Regions from separate parts of the Homo sapiens genome. Here region 1 is linked to region 2. Evidence: chromatin loops called from intact Hi-C (ENCODE). Cell type or tissue: Calu3. All regions are shown on one strand. Each heading gives the region's core, and the rest is flanking DNA. Links, peaks and the distances in the headings are about the cores only.

What was found. Peaks named below come from ENCODE experiments on the same cell type or tissue, not always from the same donor. Only the 100,000 strongest peaks of a DNase experiment are listed, where the experiment ranks them.
Region 1: a loop joins it to region 2, with 2.4 times the contacts of the local background. A loop is called at or near these places in 4 of 110 quality-filtered maps.

The regions. Positions count from the first base shown.
Region 1 is chr4:74,939,848-74,950,622 of GRCh38, forward strand. All of the region lies in intron 1 of PARM1 (prostate androgen-regulated mucin-like protein 1), which reads left to right. Among named protein-coding and RNA genes, the nearest start is that of PARM1, 12 kb to the left of the region's middle. In Calu3, for the core only: no CTCF peak of the experiment used is centred there; a DNase peak (open chromatin) is centred at 4,634.
Region 2 is chr4:75,019,107-75,029,881 of GRCh38, forward strand. The region is part of intron 2 of PARM1 (prostate androgen-regulated mucin-like protein 1); the gene reads left to right. Among named protein-coding and RNA genes, the nearest start is that of PARM1-AS1, 54 kb to the left of the region's middle. RefSeq lists an enhancer at 7,402-7,942. In Calu3, for the core only: no CTCF peak of the experiment used is centred there; a DNase peak (open chromatin) is centred at 5,125.

The DNA.
Region 1 (10,775 bases), core at 1,063-9,062, 79 kb before region 2:
TTAGAAAACATGTCTATTCAATACAAAATAAGGTGAGTGGTGGAATACACCTTTGATGATAACATCTTCCACTTACATTCCAAATTCCAACATTTGATTTTCTTTTCAATGAACAAGGAAATAAGGACCTGGGAACTTTAGTGCAGGTGTTAAACATGAAAGGAATTAGATGAGAGAGGGTTTTGTTTATCTGTGTGTTTTTTTTGTTTTGTTTTGTTTTGGCCATGGTTTTAAACTTGGAGCTACCATTCAGACTTCCTAGAGGTTAGAACACCTTATATTTCCTAATACGAAGTTAACAAAATACATGTTACCTTTTATGTTGTGATATTTTTACCAGGGGTAGTACACAAGCGTAACTTCATTACTTACAGAGTTTATTCACCCACTATTGTATCCATAATGGATAGTTATTGGTCCTCTATCCTTTATGACATGGTTTTAGTTTTGTAGGAAAAGCTTTTGTGATCTGTCTTAGTTCATCCAGGCTGCTATAACAAAACACCATAAACAGGGTGGCTTATAAACAATATTTATTTCTTACAGTTCTAGAGATTGGGAAGTCCAAGATCAGGGCATCTGCAGGTTCTGCGTCTGGAGGGGGCTGTCTTTCTGGTTCACTAGCTGTGTCTTCCTCATGTGGTGGAAGGGGTAAGGCAGCCCTCTGGGGCCTCTTTTATAAGACACTATCCTCATGATCTAACCACTTCCTAAAGACCCCACCTCCTAATACCATCTTTACCTTGGAGATTAGGATTTCAACATATGAATTTTTTTCAGAATGCAAATATTGAAACCATAGCACAATCCCACAGATAGACAGGAGATAGATACCTCAACTAACTGGTGTTGACCATTATTTGATTGGTCCATACTGTAGGACCACTCCATACTATAGGACTCTTGCTTTGTACTGTAATTGGACTCTTCAGGAAGAACAGTAACAATTATTTTAAAGATTAAAGGGTGTCTGTTTATTTAGTATGTTAGTTACAATGCACTGTCTGTATGTATTTAGGGCGATGTTTAAGATCCCAGTCATTCTATTGAGTTAATGTAATGTGTCTTATTAGGAGAGGATTTCAGTATATCTCAGAATTACAACATGAGGTGACCTCACTGCCACTTGTTCACCAGAGGGTCCTAAAGAAAATCTGGTGGATTGAAGATGTCTTTCTTGGCCTTGAAAAGAGGCAAGTTATTGGTAGATCACACACTCTACTTATCATGGGAATTCTTGCTATTAATGAACATTGCCGACTGAAAGGCAACATCAAGACATATACTTTTACCACATTCAACTAGTGGGGAACCCTGGATGTTTTATCTTAAAAATTACAATGTTGATGGAAATGACATTCAGGAGGAGAGCCCAGATAGTCTCCTTTTTGGAGACCTATTCAGATAGGTCAGAGCACAAGAAAAAATATTCATCATTTACATGCTAGGAAATGTTGCTGGGGGCAGGAAGTGTGATATCAAATTACGTGCAGAAATGTGGTAAGAAATGCACAGTAGGCAGGGACAGTGGCTGTTTCAGAATTTCTGCAAAAATTACGGAGGAGAAGCTGGGGGCATAAAGTTTCATGAGTCCAAGAAAACATCAAATGGCTGAATCAGGGGAGCAGGAGGAGGATTAAAATTATTTTGGAGTACTAAGGCTCAAACCAACGCTAGATGCTACTGCTAGATATGAAAAATTCATTTGATTTCATTTTTAGAGCAATAAGGGATACCTCTTCAAATTTATATGAATATAGTATTTGTTTTAGTGTGCCTCCTTAGTTCTGTGGAAAGTTACAAAGTGAGCCTTTCAGATGAAATGATGTGTTAGACTTTATGGTGGGTAATTAAGGTAACCTCGGCATCATGAAAGGGGGTGAAGAATAAGAAAATGCCCTGTGATGTAAAGATGAAAGCAGCTACATGGTTTGGCTCAGTTAAGGAGGGCAAAGTGGTCTGGGGTTGCTTACTTCCAGGCAGCCTTCCTAGAACTGCTCTTCAAAAACAATCTGATTATGAGAAGACTCTCCTTTAGAGGTTCATACGAAGAGAACCATAGCCCTGATATTTGTCAGATGATGAAGGGATTTGTGTTATTTTACATGAGAAGCAATATGGTGTGCTAACAGAGGCTTTAGAGTAAGATAGACCAGCAAGGAATACCAACTCTGTGCTCTCAGTTTCCTTCCTTGTAGGGTTATGACAATATACCTAGAGTGCCATGGGACTAAACGTTCAACCAGTCTCTATCAAGTATGTATACCAACAGGCAAAGGATTTATTTTATTTTACTTCATTTGCTTTCTCTGTCTCCCACTACGAGATTGTAAGGTGCGTGAGAAAAGAAATGTTGGTGGTATTTTTTTCCACTGTTGTATCCCCAGCACGTAGAACAGAGCAAGAAACATAGTGTGTGCTTTATAAATTTTCATTCAGTTAATTTTTAATTGAGAATCTACATGTGCTAAACACTGTCCAAGGCTCTGGATATACATTAATGAGCAATGACAAAACTCTACCCTCAGGGAATTTACATTCTTTGAGGATGATAAATTTTGACTTAGTCAAAGGGAAGTCAGTAGTTGAATATCTAATAGTTATCTCGAACTCAACATATCCAAAACTGAGCTCCTAGACTTTCTTCCCCTAGGGGGCTTATCTAAAGCCTTCTCCATATCAATGAATGGAAATGCCACCTTTCTATTTGCTCAGACTGCAAATCATGAGTCATTCTTGAGTCCTGTTTTTCTCTTAACACTCCTCATCCCAACCTTCAAGAAAGTCTGTCTGCTCTAGTTTTAAAATATGTACAGAATCCAACCACGTTTTGCCACCTCAGTTTCTCCCACTCTGGTTCAAGCCACTACTGTCTTTCTCTAAGAGCACTGCTGTGGCCTCCTCTCAGATCTACTTGCTTTCACCCCTCCCCTCTTAGGTCTGTTTTCTACATAGCATAGCAACAGCGAATTCATTGGAACTATATCAGTCACTGCTCTGTTCAGAGCCCTGTAATGGCTCCTCTTTGTTCTTAGAGTAAAAGCCAAAATCTTAGAGTGACCATCAAGACCTCCGTGAGCTGGGGCCTCGTTGGTTCTTGAATCTGATCTTCTACACTCTTCTTTGCTCACTCTGCACCAGCCACAGGACTACCAGAAGCACATAGTAGCTAAGTCCTCTGTCTGGAGTATGCTTTCTCCAGATACCCATATGACTAATTCCCTCACTTCCTTAAAACTTTTGTCAAATGTCACCTTCTCAATGAGACTTACCCTGACCGACCTCTTAAAATTGTAGTCTGTTCCACTTGCCAACACCATATTCCCAGTGCCTCTTATCTGACTCTTGCCTCTACTTTTTCTTTAAAGCATATCTTCCTCCATCCCTCCTTACCCCTCACTAAAACATAGCTCTAGGAGGACAGAGATTTTGTTCCTCTTGTTTGCTGTGGTATCCCACTGTGTTAGAATTCTTTGTGGGCACATGAGGGTACTAAAAATCTATTTGTTAAATTGGATGATTAAAATACATTTCTGAGGGCTGGCAAAATGAATACTTAATTCAGATTTTGCCTTAAATGACCCAAAAGTGAGACATTGGCAAACTTGCTTACTATCAGGTGCTTATGTCTAGTGCTTCCAAAAAGCTGTAAAAAAAAAAAAATGAGTCAGGCCTTTAGTCTTCATTGAGGATTACACAAGCTAAACTTGGAAAATCAGCTATTTTTGAGCTATACACATACAAAATTTTTCTTCTTAAAATGTAAGCTTTATTTGGTGCCATAGACATCATTTAAAAATAGCTAAAACTTTATAAACTCCCTGGACAATTAAGAAAATGTCACCTTTGAGCTCAGCTAGGGAAGATAAAGATACCTTCACCATTCGAGCATTTTTGAGAATTCCAAATAACTAAAAATAACCTGGTGATGAAAAGTGATTTGAGTCTAAGGGAAGCACTATTGAAAGTTACCCAGTTAAGTCTGAGAAATTTAAGTAAATTAAGATGATGAATGGTAAAGTTATAAGTTAGTCACTAATAAGCTCAAGAACAGAATGGGCATTTCCTTGACCTTAGAGACCCTGTGCTACCTTCTTCGGTTGTTCTGAAATATGAATTGTGTTTTATACTAAGCAATGGATAGAAGGGATGCAGAAGTCTTGCCTCAAATAAAACCTGCACCTTAGCTGAGGTGGGGGAAGGAAGCACTTGTCATCTACCCAGCAGGGCTGACACCTCTTGATGTGGCTGGTGTTAAAATCCCCAAGGTTGGCATATCCCCCAGCTACATCATGAAACAAATACTCATGGTGCACACTGGCTTATTCAAAATAATAATGTTTAATTATTTTTAGGCTGGGAAAAATAATATGAGCTTAAAAAATAACATGCTTGCCTTGCAGCCTTAGCAATCGTGGTAAAATGTAAGATTATATCAACTTGAAGAGCAACCTATAAACAAACCAAAGAAGAGGATGACACTTTGTGTTTATTTAAAATATTTGCCTTGCTTGTTCCATGATGTCCATTTGTCCATTCTTGAGAAGGGCAGGCTCTCAGCCATCTTGACGTCAGCAGCCTTGACTGTAAACAGAGGTGTGGCCCCAGAGAGTAGCTCTGACCTGTGCTGGAGGCCCAGCAGAGAGCTGCGTCTGGTCTTGTGCTTGTGGTGCTGGAGGACAGGTGACCATGGCCCCACCTCTTCTCCCATGGGAGTCACCATGTTCTCCGAGTGAAATGAAAAGCAGGGCCTGATCTCTCACCGGAAGGAAAAGAATTGCACATCAGCAAGAGTAGGCAGGCTTTCAATGCCTCCCATCTCAAAGACAAGCGTGGCTGCTCAGCAAGTGAAAACGGTTCCATCACTGAGAATAGAGTTTCAGATTGGAGGGGTAACAGAAAAGAAGAAAGTGTGGTTTTTGAGATTCAGAAATTTACAGCCAAGATTTTGGTTAAAAAAAAATTAATGTCATAAGAAACAGCTGTCTCTTGTTTCAATGACGGTTTTTTAAAGCCACATTACACAGAAATAGATAAGAATGTATCTGTCACCTACCCATACCTGATTCAAAGTCCTGTTTGTTTGCTTGTTTGGCTTAAGGACTGTTTTTAATAAAAATAAGTTAGAAACAATGTAAATGTCTAACAATAATGAGCTGGTCAGATAAACCAACATAAATTCAACATTCATACTGGGCAATATTAGGCAACTGCTTAAAATAATGAAATGGTCCATGATGTACTGACATACAAAAATGAATATATTGACATAATATATTGTAACTTTATATTTCACAGTATGTTGGAAAGGCAAGCTACAAAATTAAATGTATGTTGTGTGCGCCTGTGGAGAAAGGGTTTAGAAGGATACAATGGTATCTGATGAGTGAACGTTGGGTCACTTTTACTTTCTCTCCCTCTCTCTTTCATTGCCTGAACTTTTAATAAACAGCTTGTATTCCCTTTACAATTTTAAAAGTTGAGATATTATGAATATTGTTAATCACTTTTTAGCAACAGATAATGTGGCTATAGTGACTGCTAGATGGCTATTTTGATCTTAAAAATCTTGATTCGAAATTCATTCTGCTACAGCCCTCGAAAATAAGATTTTAGAGAAGCAAATAACCTCAACAATGTTTACCGGGCATCACTGATGTAATGGTTAGAGAAGGTTCTGGGAAGGAATTGACTTAAACAAATATTCCATTTTCTAAAACCAGATGCTGCATAAATCATTGATCAGGATAACCACCTTGCATAGTATTTTAAGGCACTCTGTCCTAACTGATCAGTATTTAATATACTTTGTTAGTTTTTTAGATCTCCTCTCTTTGTCACATATGGGAGCAATTTCTTAAAACATTATTCTAAGCTCTTCTAAAATGAAAGTGGCCAACACAGATATCAAAAAAGAAAAACAGCCCTCAGAAGAATATACAATTTATTTTTCTTTTGGCAACATTAAATTTCTTATATAATCTTTTCAACAAAATAATCAATAAAATGTGGTGTAGGTAAATGCTGGAGGATATGTTATTAATACTCTATGACATTATCAGAAAGCAGCACAGGTGTGACTGGGGAGAGGGCTGGAGCAGAACTGACTGAAAGTTTTAGGGGTGATCTAGGCCAACCTCTCACATTATAGATAAAACTAGATACTTGGGAGTGTCGCATTTTTAAATTTTTAGTTTTACTAGGTATCACACATTGTGCTACATTCATTTCATCTGCCACTTCATCTAATCCTCTCACACTCTAGAAAGTACGCAGTACTATTCCCATTTTGCCGTTCAGGTCACTGAGGTTCAGAAGTCAAGTAATGAGCCACAAATCACACAGTAGATAAGTAACAGAACTGGACTAGACGTTGAACCCAGGTTTCTAATTTTTTACCCACCTCTGCCCCCATTCCCTTGAACTACCAAATCAGTTGCTAAATTCTCTTGCATAAATGTAGTCTCTAGAATTTTTCCCAACTTTGATTCTCTTCCCCATCCCCACAGCCTTGGTTGAGAGCCTTATCATCTCTTATCAGTAACTCCTAAATGGTCACCCGTTTTCTTCCCACAGTCTCTTGCCAGTCTTGGGACTTATTTAGGCCATGCCAAATTGCCTGCTCTCTTCCAAAGGAAGAGGATAATCTTATAGGTGCTGAGACTATGGTTTGTAAATTTTACTTCTGCTAAAAAGAATGAAGGCTCCTGGGAGTAGTGGCTAATTCCGGGTCTGGGTTAGGAAATACATAAGATGAATCTGGAATATCTTGTTAGACCAGGTAGTAAACATATTCTCAAAGAATACTAGGATCCCATCAAAAGGACTCAAAACCACTTAATGAGGCACCAACTGGCCAAAGCTGGGACAATTTGAGCATTGATGATGATTATAATTGTAATAGTTTGAAACACATTAAATACGTTTAAACTCGTAAATTCACAATAATGCCAAAAACAAAACAATAATAATACAAAATTCGTTGACCTTCATTGGAGAATGCTAATAAGCAACACATTATTTTGAAAACATAATAGATGAGTAGAAGAAAAATCAAGTTTTTTAATTGATTTATTTATCTAAGCCTGCGTTTATTTTGTGAAGTGTACCATTGAGTGACCAAATATTAGATGATGGGATAATTTTCTCTAGGGTTATTCCAGCTAATAAATGAAGAAGGCATGGAAAAAATAGAATATCACCATATTGCATTACCTACTGAGTTAGTGGGCTTGGATGCTAATCATCAGTGGCTGCCAACACCGTGGAGTGTGATGCACTCAGGTACTACATCTCCTAATGGAAGAATGCACCATATCCTATGAAGCAGTCTTGCCAAATTGAAAGAAACCTACATCTGATCAAGTTTCTAATTCCAACAATCAAGTCACAGGAAATACAGAGGACTGGGGAAGATGTTAAATAACACTGTGGGGATGATATCAGCAAACTCCAGACTATGGAAAACTCTATGGGAAAAATAACCAGGTTTCTTCAATAAATGAATTACAAGGAAAAAAAAAGAGATTGAGAGAAAGATTGACAGAGGTAGGAGGAATTTATAAACTAGAAAGAGACTTAAGAGACATAGCAGCCAATCACAATTATGAACTTTATTTGGATCCTGAATCAAACCAAAACTGCAATAATAAATGATGACATTTGTAAGACGATGGTGAATTTTAACACTGACTAGATATATGATGACATTAAGGTATTGTTAATATTTTCAATATGATAATAATATAACCCTTATGTTTTCAACAACCCTTATATTTTAGAGATACATACTATTTTATTTATAGAAGAAATGCTATGATGCTTAGTATTTACTTCAAAATAATATGGGAGTGGGAATATTATAGGAAAAATGACTGTGAGTTAATAATTGCTGAAACTGGCTGAAAGGAACATGGGGATGCATTATACTCTTCTCTCCTCCTTTGCAGATGATTATGTTTTTCCATTATAAGAAGTTTTAAAATGAGTCCTCTAGACCTCCTAGTTGCTTGCAAAACAAGTCCGCAGTGTTTAGCAAGTGGCTTGGGATCTGAACTAGAGTTAGAACAAAAAAAGGAGGTGCCTCTTATCATGGTGTGAAAGGCCAGAGAAGCAGAGAGGTCACTCTTGTTTGGAAAGTCTTCCCCAGGAAGACTGCTGGACGCTTTCAGGCCTCTCTGCCTTTGCTCATGCCATTTCCTCATTCTAGAATGCCACACTCCTCCATTCTCTGCCAACCAAAAGTCTCTTCATTTTGCAGGCTCAGATTTTTCCCTGTGTTCTTCACATGTCAGCCCTACTAGTCTTTCAGCTTTTAGAGAACAGAGGTCATGTCTTAGCTTCATATCCCTTCCTCCCAGGTATGAGCACATACATGGCAAGTGCTCCATGCTTGTCAAATTGAACTGCAGAAACTGAGGCTCAAAATGTGGACTCCAAGGTCTCACAGCTAGTTAGTGAAAGAACTTAACTAAAAATCTCATGTAAACGTTAGTCCCCTGACTTCAGGAACTCCAAAGCCTCTTCAAGCTTGTTCACCAGCATTCCTTTCCTTGAGAGTTAAGATTTAAAGGCTTTATGATCTCTGAGAGAAGTAACACATTAACTTAGAGTAGCTGAAAGTTATTATCCATTACCATGTACTGGCATGTAGAAAAGCACAGGCACCAGGTGAGTGGCCTATAAGACAAATACATCTTATAGGGAAGAGGGAAGTGGGCTGGAAGCTGCAACACCACTTGGATCAGGAATCGCACAGTGAGAGTCATGGTGAATGCACTGGACACCAAAAAGACACAGAGGAAACACAGGAGAGATGACAGGGTCCAGGAGATCCAGTTGGCCGGTTTCCTGTGATTACACATCAGCAAATGAAATTTGAAAAGGCATTATAGGCCAGGTGCCTTGGCTCATGCCTGTAATCCCAGCATTTTGGGAGGCCGAGGCGGGTGGATCACGAGGTCAGAAGTTCGAGACCAGCCTGGCCAACATAGTGAAACCCTGTTTCTACTAAAAATACAAAAAATTAGCCAGGCATGGTGGCAGGTGCCTGTAATCCCAGCTACTTGGGAGGCTGAGGCAGAAGAATCGCTTGAACCCAGGAGGCGGAGGTTGCAGTGACCCAAGATCATGCCACTGCACTCCAGCCTCGGCGACAGAGCGAGACTCTGTCTCAAAAAAAAACAAAAAACAAAAACAAACAAAAGGGCATTGTAATCACTTTACAGACAAGCTTGTTATATTTGGGCAATCATCATTACCTGAACATCCTTATGAAATAAAATTTCACTCCAGACAAGTGAATGCAATAGGGATTGTCTTTTAAAAGATCCACAGTTAGTTATCCAGTACTAGCCACAGGGGAGCTTTCCATAGGAAGGAGAAAACCCACGTTTCCTCTGAGAAAAAATGCATCTATTTGTTTGGTTTTGTACTTAGTAAGAAATGGGCATGAGTTATATCTCTGTATAGGTCAGTTTTCTTTTTTTTGAGATGGAGTCTTGCTCTGTCACCCAGACTGGAGTGCAGTGGCACGATCTCGGCTCACTGCAAGCTCCGCCTCCCAGTTTCACGCCATCCTCCTGCCTCCCAAGTAGCTGGTACTACAGGTGCCCGCCACCACGCCTGGCTAATTTTTTGTATTTTTAGTAGAGATGGGGTTTCACCATGTTAGCCAGGATGGTCTCGATCTCCTGACCTTGTGATCCACCTGTCTCAGCCTCCCAAAGTGCTGGGATTACAGGCGTGAGCCACTGCGCCCAGCCTATAGGTCAGTTTTCTTATTTTAATATTGCAGTTCACTGTTTAACCTTTGAAATGTGTTGTTAGAACATCACCTAGGCAAGGCCAATAAACATGAGTTGTCATGTTTGAAATGTGTTATAGAAGAGAGCCTAGACAAGACAGTAAACATGAGATGGCAAACATGTCCTGTGGAAATGAAGGTGGCATCAAATAGAGGCACTTCCCTATGGCTGGCCTCTTACTCTTTTTTTTTTTTTTTTCAACATAATCTGCTTCTGCAACAGAAAAAGAGTGACAAAGAAAGGAGTTTTGTTTTGCTCTTTTGGTTTTTATGTCACCAAAAAGATACTTTTTTTCCTTTCATCTTGGAACTCTGGAAATCTTCCCTGGTGATATCAACCAAAACTAGAGGAATTTAGAAGGAAGTGTGCCCTCCTGGGTAGAAAGGGAAATATGTCTTCTCAGTTGCCCAGAAGCAAAGGTTATCAGTAAATAAGTGTCCTATCCCCAAACTGCTGTGAGCTATCTACCCCCTTGAACTATGCCAACTTGCCAAGCTTTGGATAAATATAGATTAGCTATTGTCTGGGTTTCCTGAGGCTGCCATAACAAATTACCATAAACTCGGAAAGCTTAAAACAACAGAAACATATTCTCCGACACTTCTGGAAACTGGAAGCCTGAAATCAAGGTTTCAGCAAAGCCATGCCTCCTCTGAAGCTCCAGGGGAGGATTCCTCCTTGCTTCTTCTAGCTTCCAGTGGCCCCAGGCATTCCTTGGCTTGGGGCTGCATCACTTCAATCTCCACCTCTGTCTCACATGGCCCCCTTTCCTCTGAGTCACTCTGTGTCCAAACTTCCCTCTTACAAGGACACCAGTCATCCAGTCATATTGGATTAGGGCCCATTTTCATCTTAACCTGATTATATCTGCAAAGAGCTTATTTCCAAACAAGGTGACATTCACACGTACTAGAGGTTGTGGTTCAGCTTATCTTTTTGGGGAACATGGTTCAACTTATAGCAGTTATA
Region 2 (10,775 bases), core at 951-8,950:
TTAGCTTTTGTTTGGCTCTTAAAGGAAGAGAGAAAGACGTGATCTGTTAAATTTGGGTCATTTTGTTTTATTAAATCAGATCTCTTCAAGGATGAAAACTATGACTACAGTGTGTGTTTGACTCCCTGAACAACATTGAATGGTGCTATGAACAATTTGGTGCTCAGTACATGCCTGAGGGATTAACTGACATTGCAAAACAAGTAATATTCAAAACATCATCAGTTCTTGCATATGCAAACTTTAAAATTATAGTTACTGTGCTTGTTGCAAAGTAGATACTCTCTTTTGTCTGTAAAATCCACATGTCCACTGGTCTTTCACTATCCTATTATTTTCACCATAAAGAGAAGCACACACAACCGTGAAAATTGGTGAAGACCATTGAACATTAAATTGCTGATCTGAACCCTAGTATTTATCCAGTATGAGCGATGCCAATAAATACATTTAAATAAAGGGCACTAAGTAGGCACAGACATCTAGACATCTCTATGTCCATACCTGCAAGGGACTTTCAGCTCTACAAGACACCCATAAACCTTAGATTTGAAAAAAGAATCAACTTGTAGAAAAGATGAAACAATAATTTTAAAAGTATACCTAGAAAATTTCGCCCGGGCGCGGTGGCTCACGCCTGTAATCCCAGCACTTTGGGAGGCCGAGGCGGGTGGATCATGAGGTCAGGAGATCGAGACCATCCTGGCTAACAAGGTGAAACCCCGTCTCTACTAAAAATACAAAAAATTAGCCGGGCGCGGTGGCGGGCGCCTGTAGTCCCAGCTACTCGGGAGGCTGAGGCAGGAGAATGGCGTGAACCCAGGAAGCGGAGCTTGCAGTGAGCCGAGATTGCGCCACTGCAGTCCGCAGTCCGGCCTGGGCGACAGAACGAGACTCCGTCTCAAAAAAAAAAAAAAAAAAAAAAAAAAAAGAAAATTTCAGAAGCGAAAAATGTATATTGTAGTAAGTTAATGACCATCATGTTTAACTGACATATTAAAAATAGGTTAAAGGGGAAAACAATTATTTAATTAAAAACAAAAACATAGGTGTGAGAAGACCATGTTAAAGAATGGCAAACATTTACTGGTCAGATTCTTTTAAAATGGCCAGAATGTATCAGAAAGCAATAATCCTAACAAGTATGGTATCTTACGCTCAGCTTTACAAATATTAGATCATTGTATATGCCCAGACCTGGTCGTCTTACGGTGAGTGTCACCACCATCTTTTCAGTTCTCTCTCTCCCACTCCCTAACTCCCCTCTGTCACTGAGTACTGTTGATTTTGAACTCTTGGTAGCTCTCAAATTCATCTACTTCTCTTCATTTTTATCTCAGAGCTCCCATAATCCCACCGCAATAGCCTCTCAACTGCCCCTCATTTCCCCCCCCCCGCACCCATCTCCCTACTCCCTGTTGTCCACACAGCAGCCAGAGTGACAGTTAAACACAAATCTGATCAAGGCTCACATAACCTTACTACCACCACCATCTCAGCCCCTGGGGGCACTCCGCTGCTTTTAGGGTGAAGTCCACACACCTTCAGTTTATGTGGGCTCCACTTGTCACCCCAGTGTCATCCCACAACCCTCCCCTCGCTCTCTGCACCACCCACACTGGCTGTCTCTCAGTTCCATGAGCGCCTGTGTCTCCCTCTTGACTTAGGGCCTTGACTCACTTAGACGCTACCTGGGACTTTCTCACAACCCATCACTTCACCTGGTTAATTCCAGCTCATTCCTCAGGTCTCAGATCAAATAGCACCTGCTCAGAAGGTCTCTTATGGAGCCCCCTGTCCAGTGTTGGCCTCCCAGTTACAACTTGTCACAAGTCAATTGCATCTCTTCTTCGCAGCATGTGATTATACATTTTTCTTGTGTTTATTTGTTCATTGTCTTCACTGCTTTTAAAGTACCTGAGGGTGGGTCCTTGTCTATTTTGGCTCACAAATATATTCCCAGCACCTAACAGTGTCTGGCTCAGTGTAGGTTTTCAATAAATGTCCAATGAATCAATCAATCAATCAATGATTTTTGGTGACAATATCAATCTTTAGACAATAAATTCACGTATTGTGTTAGCCTCATTAATCCTGAGCTTTGAAATGAAAATGAAGAAAAATTGAACATCCTCACTGTGTCTGCAAAGACATCCCCTCGGATGCCTTTAAGCAGTGTAGCTGTCTAAAGGACTTTCTGCTGCCCACACCAAGCCCACCTCACCTCTCTTCTCACCATTCTGACTCCCTTCTTTGGTTTTCCCATAGACTCCAAGGCTGCCAATGCTATGGGTTGTTATAAACTCTCACTCATATTTTTTTCTTTTGTGCCCAGTTCTTTTTTTTTTTCCTTCCAACTTTTATTTCAGTTTTGGAGGGTACATGTGCAGGTCTGTTACATGGGTAAATTGTGTGTCATGCGAGTTTGTTGTACAGATTATTTTGTTACTGAGGTAATAAGCATAGTGCGCTATAGTTAGTTTTTTTTTATCCTCACCCTCCTCCCACCCTCCACCCTCAACTAGGTCCCTATGTCTGTTGTTCCCTTCTTTGTGTCTACGTATACTCGAGGTTTACCTTCCTCCTAAGTCAGAACATGCAGTGTTTGGTTTTCTGTTCCTGCATTAATTTGCTTAGGCTAATGGCCTCCAGCTCCATCCATGTTGCCGCAAAGGGCAGGATTTCATTCCTTTTATGGCTGAATAGTATTCCGTAGTGTATATATACCACATTTTCTTTATCTAATCCACCATTGGTGGGAATTTAGGTAGATTCTATGTCTTTGCTATTGTGAATAGTGCTGTGATGAACATACATGTGCAAGTGTCTTCATGGTGGAACTATTTATTTTCCTTTGGGTATATACTCAATAATGAGATTACTGGGTCAAATGGTAATTCTGTTTCAAGCTCTTTGAGAAATCTCCAAACTGCTTTCCACAGTGGCTGAACTCATTTGAATTTCCACCAGCAGTGTATAAGCATTCCCTTTTCTCTGCAACCTCACCAGTGTCTATCTTCAACTTTTTAATAATAGCCATTCTGACTGGTGTGAGATGGTATCTCATCATGGTTTTGATTTGCATTTCTCTAATGATTAGTGGTGTTGAGCACTTTTTCATATACTTGTTGTTTGCCTATTCTTTAAACTTAGTTTAAACCTCAAAGTTTCCTAAAACAAGATAAACTCTCATAAGGGGCTCCAGCTGTCAGATTTTATTTTAAGTAAAAATTATTCCGAATTATTGTCTCTTCTTCTTATATTTCTCCTTTGGCTCACTTTTACTACCTAAATCTTAATCTGCTTTTGAAATGTTTCCAAAATATCTTTTGAGATATACATGTCAAGGTAATAAAATCAGCTATTTACTATCTATTTAGTTTGTCATGTAGTAGCAATATAACTCTATCACATGTTTTAATTGTCCCAATGTCACCTTTTATTACATTTGGAAAGTTTTTGTCTTTATGGAGCAATTTTCTTTTTCTGTTTCAAATGCTTTCACCAGTTGCATATGATGAAAGTGGCTGTGGAAATGCTTCACTGAGAAAGTGGGATTTAACTTATAGATACAGCTGATACCATTAATATGCCAGGATATGGATATGCTTGATTCCATACCCTGACTGAACCCGTACTCTAATCTTCCAACTCAAAAAAGCATGCCTTTTTAGTTACAAAATAATTTGGCAGGGAAATGAGAATGGATCAACACCCTCCCATCATCTTTATCAGAAAGGTTCTAAAAAACTCATTTCAGAGAGTCAAGTCAGGAATATTGCATTAGGAGTGCATATAATAGATGCTAACTTAATATTGTCCTCAGCATGCTTTGTTCCCCCTCAGGTCCTAGGAGAGAAAAATATTGGCCAAAAGAGATGATATTTTATTTAACAGTATAATGCTTTTATTGTCAGACTCATGGCCTTCAAGGGGTAGACCAGAGGCTCAAAGATGAAGGCAAATTTATGTTAAAATTATAAAATCTCAGTAGGTCCATGGATGTGGGCCATCAAAAACACTTTGCCATATTTCCATGTGGAGAAATCACGGAGTCATTTCAAAGACAGGCTGTAGGAAGGCAAGAATGTTAGTAACAGCACAAGCTTTGGCCTCAGACTGCCTGGTTCAAATCTCACCAGTGCTATTTGCTAAATGGGAGAATTGAGCAAGTTTATTTATCACAGGTGTTCCATTTTCCTCATCTATATGATGAGGGTAATTATAGTACTGTACCTGTTTTACAGGATTCTTATTAGGGTTAAATGAGACAAGTATATAAAGTGCCTCTTACATAGTAAGCACTACATAAACGTTAGCTATTATTATTACAGTTGGGTCCTTAATTCTCAATGTGGATACCAACCAGCAAGAGTTTTGACTCTTCTAGACTCTGATTTTCTTAACTTGAAGAATTAGAATGTTTGTAAAAACACTTTAAGATTCCCAAAGTGATTATTACTGTGAATATTAGGTAATAAAAGTTCACTTAAGTACCTGCCTACAGCATAATACAGAAAAGCATAGTCCAAAAAGTATAAAGGAGAAAAATAGCTATGTTCACATCTGAAATAATAACAGTTTCAGAAAACTTGGAAAATCCAAAGAAAAGTGTTAAAGAGTCCAAACAACTGAAGATTTCTAGCTAAGAGAAAGGCAATCTTGGGGCGTTGGGGGAAAAAAGGCTGAGCTGCAGGATTTAGCCTGGGTCCCATCTGCCCCTGAGGTTGGACAGTTGAGACCTAGAAGTTGTACTCTTCCCTTAACTGGCATCAAAGTTGGAAATTATTTTTCTTTCCCACGTTTTTAACTCCAAAACTTTGAATTCCTGAGTCTGGGGGAAATTAACACTTGGTAAACACAGTATTCAAAAGCAAGTTCCTGGCCAGGTGCGGTGGCTCACGCCTGTAATCCCAGCACTTTGGGAGGCCGAGACGGGCAGATCACGAGGTCAGGAGATCAAGACCATCCTGGCTAACACGGTGAAACCCCGTCTCTACTAAAAAATACCAAAAATTAGCCTGGCGTGGTAGCGGGCGCCTGTAGTCCCAGCTACTCCGGAGGCTGAGGCAGGAGAATGGCGTGAACCCGGGAGGCGGAGCTTGCGCCACTGCACACTCCAGCCTGGGCGGCAGAGCGAGACTCTGTCAAAAAAAAAAAAAAATAGCAAGTTCCTGCATGGCCTTGCTGATTAATGACATGGAGTAAGGCTAAATTTAGCTAGTGGTTCCTAGGAGGTCCCTGAGTCCTTGGGACTGTAGTAATTATATTGATGTCACTGCCCTTGGTCAAGGTGTCAGGATAGGTAACCTGAAACTATGACTCTCTGTTCCCTGCCCATATTCTGTGATTAAAAAAGATAAACTTGCACACTGCTTGGCAACCAGAGTTAGGACTTTGTCCTGGGCTTTTAGAAGTTCTTCCTTCTTGCTTATGTCCTCTGAACCAAGAAAATACCAGTGTGGAAGCTCTCACTTGCCAAGGTTGGTGAACCCCACAAGGATCTGAGCCTTCACCTTAGCAGACTGGATGATTTTTCCAAAGGACATATGCAAACTTTTCTCGTTTATTTTTCCCTTTAGTTTTTTGTTTGTTTGTTTTCTTTGAGACTGAATTTTGCTCACTCTCGTCGCCCAGGCTGGACTGTGATGGCTTGATTTCGGCTCACTGCAAACTCCACCTCCTGGGTTCAAGCGATTCTCCTGCCTCAGCCTCCTGAATAGCTGGAATTACAGGTGTCCGCCACCACGCCCCGCTAATTATTGTATTTTTAGTACAAAGTTTCACCATGTTGGCCAGGTTGGTCTCAAACTCCTGACCTCAGGTGATCCACCCGCCTTGGTCTCCCAAAGTGCCGGGATTACAGGCGTAAGCCACTGTTCCCAGCCCCTTTAGTAGTATTTTATCCATAGTCATGTCTTGTTTTCATCATTGAAATACTAAAGAGATAGAGGAGAGGGTAACAACAACAGCAACAACAAAAAGCTCTTCTCTCTCATTGTTCATGGAGATGCTGGCACCTACTGAGCAAGACGGTGGCATGCTAACTGCAGTCCATATTCACCCCTCTAAGCTTCATTCACAGAGATGACCTAGGAGTTGAGATTCCCCAGCCTGGCCTCTGGTGTTCCTCATTTCTGGCACACTCCTTTTGATCTGGGGAGCACCATTAGCACAACTGAATGAGGGGATTGATCCCAGACACTTAGCTGGAGTTGCTATGTGTTAATCGGTTGTTCTAAGGTGGAAGACAGCTGCTTTGCCTTGAGAAAAGGCAATGAAGAATATCTCTCATTATTCTTAGAAAACCAGTATAGTTCACATTACAGGTGTCAAAAGACAGCTGAGATTGAACAATCTGAACACACAGTTAAAATAAATTCCAAGTGGAAAAGAGGCTTCATTCGTGTGGGAAAAGATTGTAATTCTAAGTGAAGTGAAGAAACTTTAAAACCATGGTAACCAAGAACTGTGCCGTCATGTGTGCCTGGTTTGCATTAATTGCAAATGTGCGCTCCCCAGGTCCTTAAAATACAGCTGACGTGCCCCCATGAGAGAGAAATGAAGGAAGAGGAAACAAGCACTGGGCTTGCGCAAGTGCAAGTATTTTATTATCTCAACCAAGATTAATATTTCTAGCATACATTTTTAACTACAAGCTTTAGGTAGGTAACATCCTTTTAGATAAAAGTGAAGCCAGTCTCTAAACCAGGTCTTCTGATGACATGAAGTGGAAACATATAGATGTTGGGATCCTACCTCACAGTTCGAATCCCAATTCTGCCCACTAACTAGCATGTAGATAAGAGTATAAACATGAGGTAAAACATTCCAGCCGTGATAATACTTGGCTAATTTTTATAAAGTTTACCTCTGCCACTCTGTGTAAACAAATGACTGGTAGCTTAATGATGTAAAGATTTTGAGAGAGGAGTAATGGGGAAAAGGACTAATTTACTAATTTACAGAGACAAGCTTAGGTTGTGTTAATTAAAAATACTTCTGTAGCATACTTTTATGCAAGCTGTTTTCCTTAGAAAGATGCTTTCTTTTTGCAACATAACTACTAATAAAGTTCAGGTTTTTAAAAAATAGCTGTGCTTCAGAAGAAATCAGAGTTATTTTGTGAATCACTTACTTTGGGCCTAGACAAATAATAAAGTATAATGTGGTATACCTGGCTTTAAGAGACTTTCAGTCTAGAGAGTAGGCAGAATGTATTCTCATAAAGCCACTGGTATTACAGTGTATTTCATATATCTATGTCTTATATGTATAATATGCATAACCACCCACAGCTACATATGGCAGTATCAGTTACATACTAAAACAAATTTACTAAATTGTCCCATACAAAATAAAACAGCAAATGTCTAGAAAAAGAGGACTCAAGATAGTGACTGTCATCGGGATGAGTTCCAAGAGAAGGTTGGACTTGAGAAGGATTTTGCATAAAAGGTGCATCCTTATTCCCAAAGCACTTCCATGGTCCCTGCTCCCCAAACTATCAAGCCCAAACACCATGATCCCTGGCTTTCAGAGTTTTTTTGATTTGGTCCTGAGTACTCAACCATTTACATGATCTCCTTAATTTCCATTACGCTTTCTTATATAGCCTGTGGTCCTCGTTTTGTCACTTAGTCAGTCCTGCAGCATTTCAGTCTCCGAATCCATAAAATGAAGACACTGGCCTTTACAAAGATCTCAACAGCCCCCTTTGTTCATGCTAATTTACAAAGCATTTGATCTTCCCAGTAGCCCTATGAGGTGGAGAGGACAGGGATTAGCCCATTTTTTAGTTAAGAACACCAGTCAAGGTGCTCTGTCTTCAAGCCCAGTGCAAACCCTTCAAGCCCATAAATATTGGGTGTCTGCCCTCCTCTGAGGTGGTTCCTGCCTCGATCCTCCTTTGCTGTCTGTCCAAGTCCTGCCCCATCCATCAGAGAACAGCTTCATTCCCAACTCTTTCCAAGACTGCTCCAGACTTTACAGGCCCACCCACCTTAGGCACCATTCCACCCACAGGCAGAAATACAGAGGCTGGCACTACTCACCTCTCTTACCTCCCTGCCTGCCTATCCCATCCAATCCTGCCCACCCCAGAATGGTTCCCGGGGCCTGACACTTGTCTCCGCCATGGAGTGGTGAAACCTCAGGGCCCCTGCCTATTGGGTCTCTACACACCACACTGTCCTGGCTTAAGGTGAGCCCATGGAGCTCATTCGGGAGAGGCTTGTAGGGTGGATTTGGGGTAAGAGGGAGGAGACGAGATGTGCTTCCCCTGGCATGGGGTGGAATGGAAAGAAGAATGGGCATGAAATCCAAGCAGACAAGGCCAGAAGACAAAGAGACTTCCAATAATGGTAAAATTAAGATCTACCTAGGTTGCAGTGTCTAAGAACTAAGGTTTTCTTTTCTCACTTTCTCTCCATCTCACAAACTACACCCCACTCCCACTACCACCCCACTAGAAGCAAATTGCAGTTACCATGTACCCTGGGTTATTTAACACACTGAAATGAACAGCATTTGGCAGGATTCTGAGCAGTTATTTTGCACCACAGCACACACTAGAAACCAATGACCTGAACGATCTAAGGTTGCTGTTCTAGAACTGTTGTCTGCTTCTAACTAGCCCTCTTCCCAATTAATTTGAATTATTGAGCTTCATTCTTCCTTCACCAGTATGTACAAGAGGACCCAAGCCATCACACAGCCTAAGGCAGGCCCTGATTCCTGGGCAGCTAACAGAAAGCAGACAGAGGATGTACCAGAGCTGTAGGTTTTATTTAAAAGCAGTTGAGGATTTAGTACTAGAGCCCAGGGTGGCAGGAGAGCCTAGTGGGCAACACATGGACTCTCGAACCTGTGCTTGTATCCCAGTTCTTCTACTTAGCAGTTCTGTGGCTTTGGGTCCTTAGCATCTCTGTGACTCAGTTTCCCCAACTGTAAAATGGAGATAACAAGAATACCTACTTTCTCATGAGGATTAAATGAACTGAAATAAGTGAAGCTCATAGAACAGTCCCTGGCACACAGTAAGTAACAGGAAAGTGTTAGTTGCTATTATTTTTGTTGTCGTTGATTTCTCCTGCTATTACTGTTGTTCTTTGGAGGAAGGAGACATGATCTGATGCTCTTGCTGTGAGAATGAAGAGCCTAGCATAATAAATAGAGATTCGGCACACACAGAGTTCTAACTGTCAAGCCCTCGCCAGTCGCCCACTTCCCTCCTCCAGCACATCCACAGATACATGCTTTTAAAGAGAAAGAATTCCTCTGAGACAAAATGTTCCTTTCCTCTTGGTGACCTTGACTGAAGGAGCTGCGGCACACCCTGAAGTGGCCACCTGCTCCTCTTCTCCAATTCTTACCTAATCTCTGGACCAGGAAGTGGAAAGAAAAGCGCAAGAATATTGAAAAACAGTCAAGAGGTTTGTTAAAGACTCTTCTCAAAATAGATCAGAGGCATGCACACATACTCAGGAACTTGGTCAAGTATTTACACGCACCTTCTAAATAAGCTGACTGGTGAATTTTCAAGGAGAATGTAGCTCAGGAGTCATCTATGGATAGCAGTGAGACACTCACCTCTTTTTCACCTCTGGAAACTTTCCACCATCACCTCCTCCACCCCCAGCTCTCTCAGAGTAACAACAACTTCTTTAAAGAGCCCAGCAAAGTTATTTCTTCAGAGGTTGTTTGGGTTCATCCCATCATGTCCTAATATTTACATTTTGGATACAATTGGTGAATATTAATATTTTTTCCAAAGAGCTCAAATAAAATGTTTATTTCATGTTTAAAGTGAAATAAAAAGAAAATCCCTCAATGAGAAGAGTCCCTAGAGGAACATTTGAGGTTTGAGAATATTGCTAAGCCCAGGAATATAGAAGGACCCTTTTGGTCAAGTGAGAGGCAGGAGGCTTGGACATGAACAGAACCCCTTCTGAGTGTGTGATCAAGAAAAGGGGCCCATCTGTGTGGCGTGCGGGCCCATGGGGATGTGTGAGTGTGGGGAGAGAGACTCTTAAATGATGCCACAGTTGATTCCTGGACTGCCTCAGGGTATAGAACAGAGCTAAAGCAGGGAAAGGAATACCCCCAAAGGCAGCCTCCTTCCTCAGGGTTGTAGAGCAGTGGAGTAGTGGCCGACAAGGCTGACCAGGAGTTTACTCTGGCTGCTTCCAGGATGTTATCTGACTCTATTTAGACAATTATTCCTTGGTATGGTTTGGCTGTGTGTCCCCACCCAAATCTTACCTTGAATTGTAATAATCCCCATGTGTCATGGGAGGGACCCAGTGGGAGGTAATGGAATCATGGGGGTGAGTTTTACCCATGCTGTTCTCGTGATAGTGAAGATCTGATGGTTTTATAAAAAGAAGTTACCCTGCCCATGCTCTCTTGCCTGCCACCATGTAAGACATGCCTTTCACCTTCCACCATGATTGTGAGGCCTCCCCAGCCATGTGGAACTGTGAGTCCATTAAACCTTTTTTTATATATAAATTACCATCTTGAGTATGCCTTTGTTAGCAGCATGAGAATGGACTAATTCATTCCTAAAAGAACTCTCCTCCAACTAACCACCTTGGTCACTGATGGGGACTTTCAAGTGCACAGTGAGAAGGGCAGGGGGCTGGGGAGGTGGGATCATAGATGTAATCATAGGAGTAGGTACTCAGGTAAGAACTGGAGCAGGTGATTCCAAGGTGAATAGGTGGTGAGTCAGCTGTGTGGAAACTTTTTTAGGACAATGATTAGGCTAAAAA